Linked DNA regions of Mus musculus: regions 2 and 3 are each linked to region 1. Evidence: chromatin loops called from intact Hi-C (ENCODE). Cell type or tissue: left cerebral cortex. All regions are shown on one strand. Each heading gives the region's core, and the rest is flanking DNA. Links, peaks and the distances in the headings are about the cores only. Region 1 holds the start of Rpl30 (ribosomal protein L30). Region 2 holds the start of Rida (reactive intermediate imine deaminase A homolog). Region 3 holds the start of Gm41291.

Region 1 (6,131 bases), core at 782-5,781:
AGGGTGTCCAGAGAGGCTCCCCAGAGGAAGTTAGCTAGACTAGCTGGCACTGCCAAACTCTAGGTTAAGTGAGAGATCTTACCTCAGTATATAAAATAGTGATTAAAAACACCAAATGACCTTCTGATTAGATATTATTGTATCACCACAAATGTGCATTTCAATATTGAAAATATACACTCAAACACTTCTCTGGTCCACACATTTTGCATAGTGATACAGTGTACAATCTTTTAACAAAACCCCAGCAAAATGAAAACCAAGCAGTATAACTTCTCACCCAAGTCTTGCCTGTGGTTTCAAGAAAGCTAAATGTTAGAAAGCAAACAGACACCATGTTTTTCAAAAGGAGCTCTGGCAAAGTTTTATTAAAGGAAAACTTTCTTGTTTACTTCTCACCAGTCTGTTCTGGCATGCTTCTAATAATATCAGAATCACCTAGAAAATAAAATAATAGTTTTACAAGTCATTTAATGGCAACTAATAATTAAAGAATTCCCCTACTTGTTCTTTAGGTAAGAAGGCAGATTAGCACTACGTGCAAATTGTTTCGGCTATCACTCTTAAAATCACTTAAAAATACCTTAAAATCTCAGCCATCCTATACAAATAATGAATCAGATGGTCTGTCACCAGCATTTAGATAACCAGACTGAAGTAAAGAACTAGGTCTGGGGACACATGCATGGTCTTACTATAGCGAATGTCTAGCCTGTCCTGATTATCACAGAATCAGAACAGCGAGAATATTCGCAGTGTTCTACAAGGCAACTAAAATTTCTAAGCTCAAAATAAAATAGAATGCAGGCATTTACCACAAACTATTTATCCCCAAGCAACAAAGAGGTGGTAAAATTTTATCTCGTTCACCTTCTACCAAACTTTTCTTCCCAAGGGGGGGTATGGTAAGAGGGGTTGAGAGGGGTAGAGGGACAAAGAGTTTCACTGTGCTGCCCCAGTTGTCCTAGAACTTGCATTAAACAAAATTCTTAATATCAAAGTTGAACCAAAGCCACTGTCTAATAAGCACTTACATTAGAAAAAAATATAATTTTAAAAACATACCTGGGTCAATGATAGCCAGTGTGCATACTCTGTAGTATTTTCCACACGCTGTGCCCAGTTCAATATTATTGCCACTGTAGTGATGGACCCCAGTTTTAGCCAACATGGCATAGTACTCTATTTCAGATTTCCTTAGGGAACAACAAAAAGTCAAATAAAATGCCATACCAAGGTACTGACAGACTTGTGACAAATTGGTGAGGCCTTTTTAACAGTAACTAAATCACTTCCAACTCTTAAAAAAGATTCTAGCTGTCCTGATTATCATGGATCCTTTACTAGTGTATTGTGATAATTAAATACCTAACTTTTTGGAGGTAGTATCCAATATTAAAGTACATTGTATTCATGTTTCAATTTACTAAGTTTAAAATGTGTAAGTTACTTAAAAACTAGAAAAGGGTATAATAGACATAAAAAAGCCAATGCTGGCCTGGAGATATGGTTCACTGAAAGCTTGTACTGCTCTTAAGAAAGTTCAGTTTCCAGCATTCACATCAGCCACCTCACAACACCAGGAGAATCTCGTGTCAGCAACAAGTATATACTCCATTTTAATCAAACGAAGGCAAAGAATAATAGGAAGGTGGAGTGGAGGGTCAGAAACCTAAAAAAGTAAGCCCTCTTAAACCACCTACTATACAGTGAATACTACATAAGGGCTGCTGATAATATTACCCAAAAAATAAATACTTCAGTGCCAAGTTAAAGGATACAAATTGTTAAGATTTGAAAGTTCCACAGAACCTTGAGCTTAGAATGTGGCCCCACATACCAACAGTGCTCCAAAGTGCTTATGAGAAATGAACTTGAAGCTCCAGCCTGGACCCACTGAGTCTGAGCTTGTAATTTAGTAATGAATGTCTACGCTGCCACTATGAATCGACTGGCAAAGGTTTAAAATAAGACCAAACATTCCAAACTCTGCCACTAAGTATAGACACCTACATAAAAGGCTGAAGAGGTGTACAATTGCCATAGAAAAATCAAGGAGCGTATACTACACAAGCTTCTTCAGCTTACTTAAAATACTTGTTAGGTTCGAGTTAAAATAGTTAATCAAGAATGAACGTGTTCAGAAAATTGGACCCTGCCAAATAGGTGATTTCATGATACCATCACCTCCATAATCCAGCCAGAATTTTTCTAAACTAAAACAGGCACATGAAGCGGAGTGTTAACACTTCAAACCTTGAAAAATTCGGGATCGGGCTTCCCCCAGTCTGCGTGTATCATTTGTATACCTCCTGTCACACAACGTGCCTCAAAGGTACATTTACAAAAAACACACACAAAGCAAGGTCCAAACATCAGAAAGCAACCATCATTATTCTTCTTCCCAATGCTGGATACTGCACAGTGAATTTACAATAGGCTGCACACATCCAGGTTCCCTCCATTACCTCAAAGCTGGACAGTTGTTGGCAAGGATAACCAACTTCGCTTTGCCTTGTCTGATCATCTTCAGAGTCTGCTTGTAGCCCAGCACGTACTTCCCACTTTTCATAACAAGTTGGAGCCTAGAGTTGATCGACTCCAGAGACTTTTTCTACAATGCAAACGTTTGAGACTTGAACACCACTTGCAGTCATCTAAAACCAAACTCAGTTCCAGATTTCTGGAACTGAACCCTTTCATGATGTCTGAGACCATACAAAGAGCCTCTCGGATTCACTTTGAGACCCTGAAACGTCAGCGACAAGTCGTCCACCCAGTGTGCTCAAATCTATCCGCCCCGGCCCGACCCAGCTCTCCACGTGAACCGGCTTCCGGGCCCGATCGGCTTCACTCACCGTCTTCTTTGCGGCCACCATCTTCCTGCCTTAGGTGCGGGACAACCCCCAACCTAGCATACACAGAGGACAGAAGAGAGGATTATAATCCAGAGCGTCAAACACCAGCTAGCGGAGCTCCCCGAGCCGCCTAATCGTTTACCCCGCAGAGCTCACTCACCAACACCAGCCGCCAAGATGGCCGGGGAGCGAGAAAGGAAGGAGCTCCCACAATGCAAAGCTCTTCTAGGCCGACAGAGGATTGTGGGACCGGAAGCGGAAGAGAAGCCGGTCCGGGTCACAAGCAGAACAGCGCTTGCGAGAGTAGTCTGCGGTAGTTGGTTGCTATGGGGACCGGGTTACAACGCAGGCTGGGCTGCTGCGGCGTCTGGGCTCCGGCCTTCGGTTCTGGGCGTTTGTTCTGCTGCAGCGGGCTGACACCGCGGAGAGCCGGAGCTCGATGGGAGCTGACGACGAGGCCCAGGGCTCCGTGGCGAGGCGGCAGCGACCTGGCCTCTCCTGGGCTGGTCTCCGCCTGACGTTGTCTTGGGCGTGCTCCGGAAGGACCCCGGGCCGCCGGTTTACCCCGTGACTGCTCACCAGGAGCGGAGGCATCTCTGTCCACCCGCCGCTGATCTTCCTGTTTGCCGCTCCGTAGGACACACACCCCTTTTGCGGCGGTTTTATACCGTGTACTTGGGAGCCTACTTTGCACAGGGACCACAATTGAAAAAAAAAAAAAAAAAACCTGGTGAAGTGGCTGACGGGTAAATGCGCTTGTCGCTAAGTAGACGAATGAGTTCCAAACCCACGTGGTGGGAGGGGAGCGCCAAGTCCAGCAGGTTTTTCTTTGGCCTGCGCTTGAATGCTCACATACGTATACAGAAGTAAAGAAATAGTCGCAATACGAATAATTTAAAAAATCATTTTGCTACGAAACTTGGGCCGTTGTATAAATGTAGCATTCAAGGAAAAAAAAAAAAAACCTTGAAAGCCTCTACTATTTACGCACTAGCACCAACGAAAACCCAGGGCTGTTGAGATTGTTCAGTCAGTAAAGTGTGCTTGCCTTGCAAGCGTGGGGACCTGCATTTTATGCCTAAACCTCTCTGTCAATCCCCAGCCCCCAAAAGTCTGGCATGGTTGTGCACACTTGTAACTCCATTTGTGGAACAGATTCCCCAAGGCTGGCTAGCCAGCCAACCTAGTCTAACCTGTCAGCTCCAGGTCTCAAAGATCTTGTGAAAAATAAGGTGGACAACTACCGAGTAAGTACCCAGAAGTTGACCTGTGACCTCTGCCCAACTGCACAAGCACCTGTGCCACCAAATTTATATAAGCATGAAAAAGGAAACCCAGGGTAGTAGGTAAGCTGTATGGTGAGTTACTTTGCCCTGGAGGTTAGGAAAGGGAAGAACAACCCTGCCTCCCCTTAATTAAAATAACTTTAAAAACATCCATGAGTCATGCGGGTCGAGATGATCTATACCTATAATCCCACCCGGAGCTGGCAATCTCTGTGAGTTGATCTTTTGGAAAAAGAAAAAAAACGGAAACTAAAACATATTACTTAGCCAACACACACACTCTATGAGATAGTAACTGTGTTATTCTCACATTTTTACAGCTAGTGTATTACAGAAGTATGAATAGAACCAGGCCTGCAAATTAGGGTTTTTTGGTTTTTGTTTGTTTTGGTTGAGTCTTTTGAGACAGGATTTCTCTGTCTGTCCTGGAACTCACTCTGTAGACCAGGCTGGCCTCGAACTCAGAAAATCCAGAAATTTTACATTAAAATTTATTCAACTGTTGTGGCCCATTTTAATGTGAATTTGACCAAACGGTAGTGTTCAATTACCATACTCTTTGCTTTAACATTTAGGCATAAAGTACTTAGGATGGTACAAATCCAGCTAATTGTCTTCTATTAATCCAGTTTTGTAAACATAGTAAACTTTAAATGAACTTTAACAAATAGCTCATATGATTTAAATTCAAAGCAATAAGCCTAGATTGGAGTTGTGACATTGCTGTTTAACATGCTACCCTTACCCCACCCACCCCCCTTTTTTTAATCCTGTGCTTTGCTGACCTGTTTGGGATTTTTTTTTTTTTTTTTTTTTTTTTTGGTTTGGTTTTTCGAGACAGGGTTTCTCTGTATAGCCTTGGCTGTCCTGGAACTCACTTTGTAGACCAGGCTGGCCTTGAACTCAGAAATCTGCCTGCCTCTGCCTTCTGAGTACTGGGATTAAAGGCATGCGCCACCACGCCTGGAGATTTTTTTTTTTTTTAAAGATTTTGTTTTATTTATATGAGTACACTGTAGCTGTCTTCAGACACACCAGAAGAGGCCATCAGATCCCATTACAGATGGTTGTGAGCCACCATTTGGTTGCTGGGCATTGAACTCAGGACCTCTGGAAGAGAAGTCAGTGCTCTTAATCGCTGAACCATCTCTCCAGCCCTCTGCTGACCTGTTTTGTTTGTGATTGTCCTCTGATTATGAAATGGAATGTCTGCTTAAGAGCACTGTGCAATACAGTTCTCTTCAGGTGCAGCTTGGGAGTGTTGAGGGCCTCCTGTTCATACTAGACATTCAAGTATGAATCTTCTGCCTGCCTTCCCCCACTCTCAAATATTTCTGGTAGACACTTAAAATGAACCATACTGTACCCTCAGAATTAATGTCATACTAAGTAAGATACAGTGTAAGTCTTAGTGCTGTGTGAAGAAATTGTTATGGACATTATAAGTATTAATTCGAAAGGGTGCCATGTAGCAGGCTCTGGGTTTTGCTGCTCCTGTAAGGTGCTTTCAGAAGTGCTGGTGATGTATCTCACTTGGTAGACGTTTGGCTGTCGTGCACAAAGTCCTGGATTTAACCCCAGTACCACCAAAAGCTGGGAATAATAATGCATGGTGTGTAACTCCAACACTTGGAGGTGGGGGTGAGAGGGGAGAAGCTAGAATAGAAGCTCTAGTTCTAGGTCATCTTCCATTACATATCAAGTTCAAGGCCCTCCTGAGACCTTGTCTTCAAAAAACGAAAGGATTGGTAAATAAAGACTATAATGTCTGTTTACAGCTGTGCAGACTTTAATATACTTTTGCTAAACTTTAACTTATGGTCATGTTGTCATAGACCATATTAATCTTTTTTTTTTTTTTTTCGGTTTTTTGAGACAGGGTTTCTCTGTATAGCCCTGGCTGTCCTGGAACTCACTTTGTAGACCAGGCTGGCCTCGAACTCAGAAATCCTCCTGCCTCTGCCTCCCGAGTGCTGGGATTAAAGGC
Region 2 (6,131 bases), core at 710-5,709, 52 kb after region 1:
TGGTCTTTTACTGAGCTATATCCATCCTCGGCCAGAAAGACATTGAAATTATTATGACTATTTATGTGCACGTGTATAAGTCCACCACCTGTGCACATACCCATGGAGGCCAGAAGATCCTCTGGGTCCTTTGGAGCTAGAGTTACAGATGGGAGTGAATGGACTAATATGGGTGCTGGGAACCAAACTTGGCTTCCTGAAGAGCAGAAAGTGCTCTTAAGTGCCGAGTCATCTCTCCAGCCCCAGCCAGAAACACTTTAACAAAGGGAGCAGGCTCAAGGTTTTGAGCCAACTGCAGTATGCTCATAGAGTTTTGGAATTAATACTTTTTATTTGAGTTATTTTTAAAAATAGTTACTTTCTATTGTATTGTTTTCTATTTAGAGTATTTTGATAATGTTTTCTTTTAAAATTAATTTAAGTGAAAGTAAGTCATTTCAATGAAAATGTTATAAAACACCAGGTATACAGTTTGGGAGAAAAAAAAAAAGGTCAATTGAAAACTATCTCATCCAAATCTCTACATTCTGTATTCTTTTACCTCTGTGTCCTCTGGAGGAATGTCAGTCTGTAACTAATTAACTATGATGAGTCAAACTTCCTAACACTATTAAAAGTGGAAAAACAGAAAACCCAACATTTAAAGTTTAACCGGACTACCTTATTTGGGGAGCTTCTTCAAAACTTTTTTTCTTTCTCTGCTCCAAATCAGAATCAGTTTTCCTCCCTTTCATTTGGTTTCTCATCCCATTAAGTTCCATCTCCAATCCTATTATAATAATTACTGCTTTGACACATGGGACTGTTATTTCTCTTGATATTAAGGGAGCTAGGGTTTGAGTTCAAGCCAAGATGTCACTTGCACACTGTATTTCCTTGAAAAGATTGACCTTGAGCTGTCCTTTTGTAAAATGGAGAGACAACTTAAAGGTAGTTAGTTGTCATAGTGCCTGTCATGTAACATTTGCTACATTACTGCTTCTTTTCCTTTTATAGGTGAAGGCCTATGTCGGATTACTTCTTACACATTTTTGAATCAGCTAAATACTTGGCATGCACTACACATCTTCTACAGTACTAATGTTGCAGCCGAAGAAAATCTTCAGTTTTGATTGACAGCAAAGAGACACTGTGTCAGAAATGACTTTTTCAAAAGGAATTGGCTCTAGATACGTTTTAGTGAAGACTTAGAAGTTAGAGAGGAGAAAGTTATATAAGATACAATACAGTGATTTTTAAAGCTGAGGTATTTTGAGGAACAAGGTTTTAAGTTAAGTGTGCTGGTCTTCACGTCAGCACTAGGAATGCTCAAACAGGAGAACAGCAGGTTCTAGGTTAGTCTGAGCTACAAAGTTAGTCTGTCCTTCATAGCACCCACAGAAGGAAGTGAAAAGAAAGTACCATTTCTATTTAAAAGCACTTCTGGTAAGCAGAGATAAATGCCAAAGGGTAGTTTTTATTTTTCCAGTACATATATGGTTAGCTCTAGTATATAGGATAATCTCAGAAGATCACCTTTGGTGTTACTTGCATTTGATATTAGTGGTAAATAGGCATGGATAAACCATTCATAAGCATCATTGCATTCCTACACGTTATAGAAGCCAGAGACTAGGATAGACATACAGGTATTTGCTGAGTACTGTCCAAATGAGACAAGCATATCTTGTAAATTAAGAAAGGGTTAGATCAAACTTCATGCTAGTAAAAGAAGCCTGTCACAGAGGACCAAACAGTGTATTATACTTTTTATAGCAAACGTCTTTAACAGATAAACCCTATAGTGATGGAGAGGAAATAAATGGGTGGTTGTAAGGAGCTGGGGAAAGATGCCATGTGGAATAAATGCTAATGGTATAAACCTTATTTTAGGTTGGATGTAAATGTTTTGAGAATAGAAAGTGATGATGGCTACACAACTTTTGGGCATAGTAAAAGCCACTGAATTGAACCCACTAACAGAATGAGAATTCTATGGGTTGTTTATTCTATCTTAATAAAATTGTTACAAAAACCAAAACTAGAAGCCACCAAGACGAAAGGCAAGGGGGTTGGGGTGATGCCACTTCTAACCAGAGAAAGCATGTAGCAAGCTCGCCTTCGGGGCCCCGGCAGCTCCAGATGGGGGCAAGATCTTAGGAGTGCAAGTTTCTGGTAGCACCAGGGCTCCCCCATTCTCTGAGGGATTTGGATACACTGTACTCTTTCTGAACTTAGTTTCTTCGCGCGTTCTAAGACTCTCTTTTGCTCGGACCAGCAGGGGCCAAAGCTCCAAACTTGCAACACTGCACCTACCTGGTCCTTCAGAGCTACAGTAAAAAACATTACCTGTAGGGACCAATGGCCGCCGGGGCTTTTGTGGTGCTGATCACCTTTCTGATTATGGACGACATGCTAATCCTTCCCTCTTGAAGACCCTCCAGAAGAAGAAACGATGGTAAGTAACTACACCCACTCTTGTCCACTGACCAGACAGCCCTAGGCAAAAGAGTTTTAGTTCAGGGACAGCCCCGTGCGAATTCGCACGGCCCGATGGGAATTGTAGTTTACAAGCGACTCCGGGACACGTGGAGGAAGAAGCCGTGCTGCGCACGCGCCCTCAGCCCGCTCGCTCACCCTCTGTGGTGGGAGCTTCTAGGGATCTCAGAACCTTGTCATTCTTACCGGCGAAGCCCTCGGAACTTTTGGCAGGTTGGTGGTGAGGCACTAATGCTTAGCCGGGGCCGCCAGCTCGCGGGGGCCTCGCGTGGGGGCTTGCCCACAGTGGCGGCTTCGGCTTGCGGCGCTTTTCACTTGGGGAGGTCCATGCTGCCCGGGCGGGCCCTCTTGCAGTCCAGAGCCTCAGGCTCCTGTGCTCGTTTTTATGCTTATCGTTGCCCTGCCAGGCGGAATCCCCTCTGGGAATGCGCTTGTATCCCTTTCTGGGTACCGTAAAGGACAGGGATGGGTCATTCCGGGGAACCAAGCAGAGGTGTGGGTTGTCTGCCTTTCGCCATCCCGTGCTTCCTTTCTATGCATGATCGCCTCAAGATTTGAGCAGACCGGGGTCTGCTTTCCGGAGGCGAGTCATCTTCTCCTAGCTCACGACTTCAGCTTTCTCACTAACGAACCTGGGTAGATAAGAAGATGTACTAATTAGTAACTGATAATATATCATAAGGAAGTATATTTAAAACAATTCTTTAGTGTAGCTGGTATAATTTTGCCTTTTGAGAAAGATAAAAACTAATTTTTACTCTCTAAATAGATGTGTGTATGTTTATTTTTTCATAAATACGAGTTTTGGTAGAGTATTTGATACTGCAAGACATAAAGCATCTAAAGTGGTTTTGTTTGTTTGTTTGTTTGTTTTGTTTTTGTTTGTTTGTTTTTTGAGAGGGTTTCTCTGGATAGCCCTGGCTGTCCTGGAAATCACTTTGTAGACCAGGCTGGCCTCGAACTCAGAAATCTACCTGCCTCTGCCTCCCGAGTGCTGGGATTAAAAGCGTGGGCCCCCACGCCCGGCTTTTTTTTTTTTTTTTTAGAGCTGATTTGTTGTTTGATTTTTATAATAGTCAGTGATGAGATGCTATTTTGCCTAAATATGTAGTACAGTCGGAACTATAATTAGGGCCAGTTGTTGGAAAAGTCTATCTCAATCCCAAATCCAAATTAATGATTTAAAAAATATAAAATTTAACCCAGCAACTCAATTTCAAACTAGTTTTTTAAATCAAACAATGCAGCCCAGCACAATCCAAAGACGTGCGGCATGAGAACAATTTAAAGAGAAATTTAGGCCTGTTTTTATATCATTGTTTCCTTTTTTTTCTTTTTCTTTATTTAATGTACGAGTGCTCTGCTGCATATATATCTGCCTGCCTGAAGAGGATATCAGATCCCCCTATAGATGTTTTGTGAGCCACCACGTGGTTGCTGGGAATTGAACTCATGACCTCTGGAAGAGCAGCCAGTGCTCTTAGCCTCTGAGCCATCTCACCAGCCTGTATAACATTGTTTCTTAAGAGCATAAACCTGTATGTACAGTAAGAACACTGGGTTCATAACTTGCCTGGGATCTTGGCTGAGCTGTTTCAGGCAGTATTTGTTGGTGTTGTATGGTGTGTAAGCATGGGATGTCACTGCTGAACTGTGGCTGTAGTGACGTCTAGGTAGAGCACTGCCAGAAACACTTTGGATTCATTACACATTTGACTTCTGAATTGTTCTTGCTAGATTTTTCATCACCTCACATTCAGCTACATGACCCTATATGGGGTTGTGATCCCCAACTGGAGAAGCTCTGAGGCTACCTACAGTTCTCATGCTGTGTCAGAAGGAGCGTAGTTGCGGGCTAAATGTTTCTTACCTTGTTAACGTTTGCTTTATAGTCAAAGTTCATGTATGTGTGGATATGAATATCCAATACTTGTGTTGTTTTGATCCTGTACTTTGTTTATGGTAGTCTGCTAAGTGCAGTGTGACAATAAGAAAGGTCAGACCTGTGACCCTCTGTCAACATGCACTGTAAGAAATCCTCTTGATTCCCTGTCATCTTGTCCTGTGTAATGCTGAGGGACTGCTTCCGTGCTTCAAGAATGGTGAGATCCTTTTTCTTGGTTTAGGGCTTCATGCTGGAATACACGAGCTTCCTGCTTGGACTCCACAGCCTATTTGGTTCCATCTTCTTCCTATGTTCCTCTTCTAGTCCTCCTGAGTTTTGATTCCTGTTGTTCACACGGTAGATTCCTAAACAAAAATTACAGCTGACATTTTCTTACTGGCTTTCCCTGAGGTTGCACAGTTTCCCTGTATAGAATATTTCATTTGTGCTTTTAGTCTCCAATTGTTTTGAGTTTTAGGAGTAGTGAATGGAGCTGAGCCTGGATGGAATCTCAGAATGCTTACCAGATTGGGGAATTTTCTCACTAGTGGCTTGGTTACCTTTTCTTTGAGGCACAAGAATAACCTACTTTCTTTGCTGTTATCTACATAAAGTTTATGTGTTGGTAGAATATTCTAATATTAAGGAATTGAAATGCAGGCTTGGTAACTGCTTCTCTGAGTTTTTCTTATTTCAGTATCTCCATGGTGCACGTTTTAGCCTGGACTCCATCAGCAAAAGAATTAATGGCTGTTGTATGGGGTGAAGGCTTCCAGGGCCTGTCTCAGGCTTTATGAATTATGCCAAGTGCCTATGTTGGTCCCTTGTTGACATGAACATCCATTAGGTTCAAAATCTTCATTTCAGACTGTTATCTAGTGTAGTTGTGGAAAAACACATACAGACATACATATTGTTTTATTAACATAACTTCTCAAGTCTTTATGTTACATAGTGTAGGGTATTGTTAAAAGTTACATCTCTAGTCAGCCATATTATGAATTTTGTTTTGAAAAAGAAAACAAGTGTTTCACGTTGACTCAATGAATAATGAGGGTGTTGGTCCAGGTGTGGGGACTCCTAAGTAAACCCATCAGGTTCTCTCTGCACCCATCCTTTATGTGATTCACTTGAAGTGAAGTCGTGAGTGAAAATACCAGTAATTTATCTTCAGTTTGGACTCAAATATTTTACTTATAATTTATCCCGGTCTTTTTATTTCAGCCAAGAACCAAGATAAAGCGTTATAAGTAATTTAATTTTAGTGATCTTACCTCATTTTATGCATCATTAGCGATTATATGTAGTTTAATTATTCGGCAGTGCAAAATCTGCCAGTTGGGATAGTTCCATGAAGAAACTCTGTTCCTTTATTTTTTGAGACAAAAACTGTGAAGTCCAAGATGGCCTGGAACTTGATGTGTAGCCTAGGTTGGCCTCAACCTCAAAGATTTCCTTCTGCCCAGCCCCCAGCTCTATCCTGACGGCTGGGTTTATAAGCATGCAACAGCACTTTCTTTTGAGATGAGTGACTTTATTGAAATCTCTTTTTTGGGGATTCCTGCTATAGATTAATATGGTAACATTTTGGTATCATCAAACATTGAGTTATATAAATATTTATTAAAGTTATTATTATTATTATTTTACCTTTCTTGTTTATCTGTGTTGGAGGTTAGGAGTATACCTTGATGGGCATGTAGTTGTCAGAAGACAACTTTTGGGAGTAGGCGCTCTCCTTGCATTGTGTAGGTCTCAGGATTGAGTT
Region 3 (6,131 bases), core at 1,132-6,131, 360 kb before region 1:
TACTATAACCCCTAAAGAAATAGAAGCAGTCATTAAAAGTCTCCCAACCAAAAAAAGCCCAGGAGCAGTTGGGGTTAGTGGAGTACTCTATCAGACCTTTAAAGAAGACCTAATACCAATATTCTTCAAACTATTCCACAAAATAGCAACAGAAGGAACATTACCAATTCATTCTATGAAGCCACAGTTACACTGCATATTCTCCCTTGGAGACAGAATGATTTCTGTCTTATCAGGAACCTGTCACAATTTCCTTTCATAGAGGACTTCATAAGATGTTATTACTCCTATCATGTTTAGTGTTCCAGATAGATTTTAAAAACTGGTTGAGTGCATATTACTTTTAGCTTCAGAAGACATCATTTCAGAAGGCATTTAATTATTATAAATTATTTTGATGACTTAAAAAATGTCAATACTGAGTTGTATATTTTAAGATAAATTTTATTAGTTTAATTAAAAAAAAAACGAAGAAGTTAAAAAAAAATCATGGGTGCAAAAAACCTTTGCTTGGAATCCCACTTTTGCAGAACCTAAAGTGATGAGGTTTTGCTTGGTTTGGGAGGGTGTGAAATGAGAAGTCCCTCAGAGGTCCAAATATTTTAATCCTTGGTGATGCTATTTTGGGAGTTTATGGCACCTAACCTTTAGATTGTGGAGCCTTATTGGAAGGAGAAAGCCACTGCGGTCAGTCGGGCTTTTGAGGGTTATAGAATCACCCCACAGCTACTTTTCTCTCTGTGCCTTCCTGTCAATCAAAGTGTGACCAGTCAGCTTCCTGCTGCCATGCCCTTCCAGCCTTATGGACCCTCTGAACAGTATATCAAAACGAACTCTTTCTTTCATATTGTACTTTTGGTCATATTTTATCACAGCAATAAAAATAAGCTTTTGGGGTTTTGTTTGTTTGAAATGGGGCTTGACTACGAAGCCCTGACTAGCCTGGAACTCTGAGTCCTCCTGCCCCAGCCTCCTGACTCCTGGATCAATCACAAACATGCACCACCATACCTAGGGATAAGTGACTTTTAAAAAATTATTTATTATAGTATTATATTACTATTATAATATTATTTACAATGTAAGTACGTTATAGCTATTTCCAGACGAAGGCATTCAATCTCACTATAGATGGTTGTGAACCACCATGTGGTTGCTGCGATTTGAACTCAGGACCTTCGGAAGAGCAGTCAGTGTTCTTAACAGCTAAGCCATCTCTCCAGTCCCGACTTTTTTTTTTTTTTTAAAGATTTATTTCTTTATTTACTTTCTGAATGTGAGTACACTGTAGCTGTCTTCTGACACACCAGAAGAGGGCATCAAACCACATTACAGTTGGTTGTGAGCCACCACATGGTTGCTGGGAATTGAACTCAGGACCTCTGAAAGGGCAGTCAGTGCTCTTAACTGCTCAGCCATCTCTCCAGTCCGATAAGCGACTTTTAAAAACATCTTGAATGGCTTCTTGGAAGCAGTTGACAAGTCCTAAGCCAAAATATTTAAGGTATGTAACTTGAACCTTGGAAAACCTATGAAATGATCGCAACAAAGAACATATTCACCTTTCCCACATTTCCTTGGATCCTTTCTTAAGACCTTCCTCAAGCTTCCTTGGCCCCACCCCATACCCCTAAGTAACCACTGATTTGCTATCACTGTAGATCAGTGTTCATTTTCTAATTATACCCAAATGGAATCATACCCTAGGTACTATGGCTTCTTCTTCTCCTCAGCATTGATATTCACACCGCTGTATGAGTTTATAGCTCCTTCCTGTTTATCTATGATTACTCAGAAAAAGCACTCATTTCCAACCCTGAACTTCTCATAGAGAGTTTTAGACACATTTTGCATTTTATCGTTGTCATTCACGAGGAATTAGGACTTTGTCTACTTAGAGCAGAGCTAGTATTCCATCACACACAGCTGTTTTGCCCTGATTCTTTCAAAGCATTGCTTTATTTAAATTTTAATCTAATCTTTGTGCTATTGCAACAAATAACCCTAACTTTCTGGAAGTATAATTATATTCTTACAAGTTTTGTTAACTGTAATGAATGCAAACCAGTTGGTTGTGACCCTACTTTTTTGTTTTTAAAATATAAGTGCATGGTGGGATAAAGACATAGTTCAGTGGGAGAGCGTTTGCCTACCATGCTTAAGGATCTGGGTTTAATCCCCAGCATGAATACAAAAACGAAGTGCATATACATGTGCATACACAAAGAGGAGGGAGTGAGAGAAGGAGGGCGAGATATAATGACAAGTATGTCCCTGATACCAAATACAGCAAGTGGAAAAAAAAAAAAAAAAAAAAAACTACAAGATGACCTGATCTTACTAAATCATTTACTTGCTAGACTGTCAAAGGGACTAGTATGCTAACCTACAATTTCTGTAATTCTCTAATTCATAAATCCACAGGTGATGATCTAAAACGATCAGTAGAACTTCTTAGAAAAACTATGACCAACCCAAATAGGTGGGGTTATAAATCTTATTCCAAAAATATGAATGGAATTTGTTAATTTTAGAGGTCATGCAGATCTCATTTTAAGGTTCTGGCCTTTATAACTTAGCCCTTAATTATAAGTCTGCAAAAAAGCTTAGCAAGAGTAGCTTATTACGTATAAAACTCTATTCCACCCATTAATCACAAGACTCATTACAATACTGATGGGTCAAAATACATGAATAGGTTTTTAGTTTGTATTTACTTCAGCTGCTTACATGCTAATTAACATTTAATTATAGACACTGTTTCCTTACCGCAAAGTCAAAATACAAATAGTAGGGTAGTCCTCAAGCATTTTTAAAATTAAGAAGGGAAGAAGCGCCTCAGCTCTTTATTTTTGGTGCTAGGAATCGACGCCAGAGCCTTGCATATGTTCAGTAAGCATGTTCTATTGCTGAGCGACATTCCCCAACCCACCTAGTTTCCTTCTAATGCTACATTTGACTGTTGGACAACACAAGCATTCAAAAATTGCAATTCTTTTGGGGTTGTATAAAAGCTTAAAATAATATGCTTCTCTTGCATATAAATACAGTCTAAGGGCTTCCTCTCAATATTTCCTATTAAGGCTACAAATCAGTAGAAAAATAATAGTGCCTCCCACGGGTTTGCCGACTTTTTAAATCTGGAGCCTGACAACAGACAGCAGGAGTGAACGACAGAACAGACGCAAACGTTGGCAAACGTTAATATGCTAGTCCGCCCCGAAGAAATACTCGGATGTGAATTACACGTGCTCGCTGCCTCAGAGTCCACCGAGCTCCCTCTGGAAGCATCCAACTGGCCCCTGACCTAGGGAGAAAAAGCCGGTCCACTGCACCACCACTGCAGGAAAGAGAGCGGAAAGCCTGCTCATACTCCGATGGGTTTGGCCGCCTTGCTCGTGCGCAGGCCTCACACCTGAATCCCTCTCAGCATCCAGAAAGCCCGAGCCTGAAGGAGTTCCACCGTCAGATTTCTAGCTCCCGCTTCGCAAGCTCCGAGTCGCCCCAAGCCTCCAAACCCACACAGCTCAAGGAGACCCCACTCCAAGACTAGAGTCCGCCCGGCCCCGCCCATCGCCCCATGTGACGCATGCCCCGCCCACAGCCTCCACGTGACCCGACCGGCCTCCGCGCGCAGCGTGGATCGCGGCCGGAGCCGCCATTGTTCCGCCGGGGGAGGACAGCGGGTCCTGGCGCTGGCGCCCCGACGCCGCTTAGCGGCCGCCTCTGGAGACACTCTGTCCCCGCCGCCCCGTGTCCTCCTGGTGGCGGCGGCGTGAGGCCGGCTGCGGAGACTGGGAACCTTTGGCTCTCCCCGTGGCGGCGGCGGCCCTCTATCCCCTACTCCGGCGTGAGGGTTGGCCGCGATGCGCTCGGCCTGAGGTGTCGCGGCCCTGTCGCCTCCCACGACTGTTCCAGCGGCGGCTCCGCTCCCCGGCGTCATCCCGCGAGTCTCTCTGACGGGAGGGAAGATGGCTGCACGAAGCTGGCAGGACGAGCTGGCCCAGCAGGCCGAGGAGGGCTCTGCCCGGCTGCGGGAGTTGCTCTCGGTCGGCCTAGGTTTTCTGCGCACGGAGTTGGGCCTCGACCTGGGGCTAGAGCCGAAGCGGTACCCGGGCTGGGTGATCCTGGTGGGCACCGGCGCTCTCGGGCTGCTCCTGCTCTTCCTTCTAGGTTACGGCTGGGCCGCGGCTTGCGCCGGCGCCCGCAAGAAGCGAAGGAGCCCGCCCCGCAAACGGGAGGAGGCGGCCCCGCCGACTCCGGCCCCCGACGACCTAGCCCAGCTGAAGAATCTCAGAAGCGAGGAGCAAAAGAAGAAGAACCGGAAGAAGCTTCCTGAAAAGCCCAAAGTGAGTAGTGGCGAGGAGCCCGGTGGTCAAGGGAAGCGAGAGCTCAGGTCGAGGTGGTAGGTGAACACGTTCCTTGAGAAGGGGGAAGTCGGAAAGTGTAAGAACCAGTAGGAAAGTCGCGTTTTCCTGAATGGAAATTAACTCCAGGGGTAGGTATAAATAAAAGTGACCAAACTTACAGCCATCATATGAGAACCTTGGTTTCCCCAAAAGCAGATCCTTCCTAGAGGCCTGTGAAAGAAAGTAGGCTGCATGTGGAGGTTAATGGGACCTTACAGTGACGTTGGGAAGTTCTGAAAAGACTGCCCGGTAGAGAGAGATGTCTATCTCAAGCCACGTTGAGACCTGAGACCGTCACGGAAGATAGGGGTGACCTAAAAACTGGCTTAAAGAGGATTACAGGTGTTCAGATCAAGCCATACTCATCTTAGTTGGAAATGTTAAAGGGAAATGGTTACCCTGTCTTATCCTGGTGAGTGTGGCCATTGGGTTGCTGGTACAGGAACTGGGCAAAAGGGAGCTGGCGATCTAATACGCCTTCGGGATATATGGCCCCGAGAAAAACATAAGGCAAGTACAGCAAAGTAGTCTATAGTACAGTCAAAGGATGTGGAAGACTTTTTTGTTTTTTAATAAAGCATAAAGAGGTGACAGATTAAAATGCTGAAGAAGGTTGAGAGGAGATTTCAAGCCGCAGTTTGCTGGACCACATGTGGAAATGCGAAAGCTATTCCATTTTTGTTAGGCCTTAGTGTTTTACTTCTGTATCCTGTGTTGTGATTTCTCTGTAATATTTTGTTCTGTGTATATTTGTTGGAGAGATCTTGTGCCGTGGCATGCATGCAGAAGTCAGAGGAGAACTTACTGGGGTTGGTTTTCCTTCCACAGAGTGGATCTTGGGGATTGAACTCCAGTACTCAGGCTTCTTGGCAAGTGCCTTTACCCACTGAACTGTTTAGTAGCCTGTTTTGCATAATTTGTGTAATATGAAAGATAAGTAACATTAGAAATATTTATTAGTGTAGTGGTGGTGGTGGATGCATTTATCCCAGCACTTGGCAGGCAGATCTTTGAGTTTGAGGCCAGCCTGATCTTTATAGTTTCGGGACAGCAAGGACTACATAGAGAAACTTTGCCTCCAATATTATCTGAATGTAAGTCTCCACCTTTTGAGAACACTTCAGTAAGTACCAGGCTCTTACTATGAAGAGATGTGCTCTGGTATGTTTGATGGGCACATAAGAATTAAAGTCAATCGAGTGGGAGACAGGTTCGTAAAAACTCTGTTCATGGACCCATAAGTACTAAATAGAAAGCTGACAGCTCATATGATAAGCACTCATGGTTTGATTGCTGAGTGGGAAGATAGAAGAGAGGAAACCTAGAAAGTTATCAGTATAATACTTTCTGAAGTTAGGAGAGGAGAAAACAGCACACTGAGATCATGCATAATTAAAAGTTCTGTAGACAGCATCAAGGGTTAAGTAATGTTTTAATGAAAGTAGACTCTTCGTTTCAGAGTAAAGGTGATCTTGAAACAAACTGCGTGCATTAATACTAAGGCCTGTGTGGATTGTGGCAAGTTATGAAATTTCAAAATATCAAAGTCTCTTTAGGATGTTTAGAATTTCAGATGGACCTGAGGAGAGAGACAGGTGCTTCGAGAGTCCATTTGAAGTGCATCATGACACAGATGACTCACCTGAAGGAAGAACACACACTTCACTATGAAAAATGTACAACAGATAGGATTTGGCTCATCCTGATTTTCATTTGTGTTAA

Evidence for each region. Hi-C counts contacts between places; a loop is a spot of excess contacts. Peaks named below come from ENCODE experiments on the same cell type or tissue, not always from the same donor. Only the 100,000 strongest peaks of a DNase experiment are listed, where the experiment ranks them.
Region 2: it touches region 1 in a loop (7-fold over the local background); 16 of 42 quality-filtered maps call a loop at or near these places.
Region 3: it touches region 1 in a loop (5-fold over the local background); 8 of 42 quality-filtered maps call a loop at or near these places.

What each region holds. Positions count from the first base shown.
Region 1 is chr15:34,440,167-34,446,297 of GRCm38, forward strand. Rpl30 (ribosomal protein L30) reads right to left here and starts at 3,110. Exons shown (of 5, transcript NM_001163485.1): 1 at 3,019-3,110; 2 at 2,859-2,911; 3 at 2,469-2,614; 4 at 1,066-1,196; 5 at 339-438. The coding sequence starts at 2,879. The coding sequence ends at 389. It overlaps LOC115488553 (a small nucleolar RNA gene), which reads right to left and starts at 756; the gene lies at 625-756. In left cerebral cortex, for the core only: a CTCF peak has its summit at 3,103; DNase peaks (open chromatin) are centred at 3,136 and 3,392; H3K4me3 peaks cover 2,393 bases; H3K27ac peaks cover 1,695 bases.
Region 2 is chr15:34,492,725-34,498,855 of GRCm38, forward strand. Rida (reactive intermediate imine deaminase A homolog) reads right to left here and starts at 2,522. Exons shown (of 6, transcript NM_008287.3): 1 at 2,329-2,522. The coding sequence starts at 2,393. It overlaps Pop1 (processing of precursor 1, ribonuclease P/MRP family, (S. cerevisiae)), which reads left to right and starts at 2,587. Exons shown (of 16, transcript NM_026340.3): 1 at 2,587-2,691. In left cerebral cortex, for the core only: no CTCF peak of the experiment used is centred there; a DNase peak (open chromatin) is centred at 2,589; H3K4me3 peaks cover 1,906 bases; H3K27ac peaks cover 727 bases.
Region 3 is chr15:34,079,065-34,085,195 of GRCm38, forward strand. It overlaps Gm41291, which reads right to left and starts at 4,162. Exons shown (of 1, transcript XM_011245387.3): 1 at 2,678-4,162. The coding sequence starts at 3,943. The coding sequence ends at 3,410. Mtdh (metadherin) reads left to right here and starts at 3,655. Exons shown (of 12, transcript NM_026002.5): 1 at 3,655-4,349. The coding sequence starts at 3,972. In left cerebral cortex, for the core only: CTCF peaks have their summits at 3,740 (motif pointing right) and 3,942; DNase peaks (open chromatin) are centred at 2,944, 3,238, 3,644 and 4,146; H3K4me3 peaks cover 3,565 bases; H3K27ac peaks cover 2,165 bases.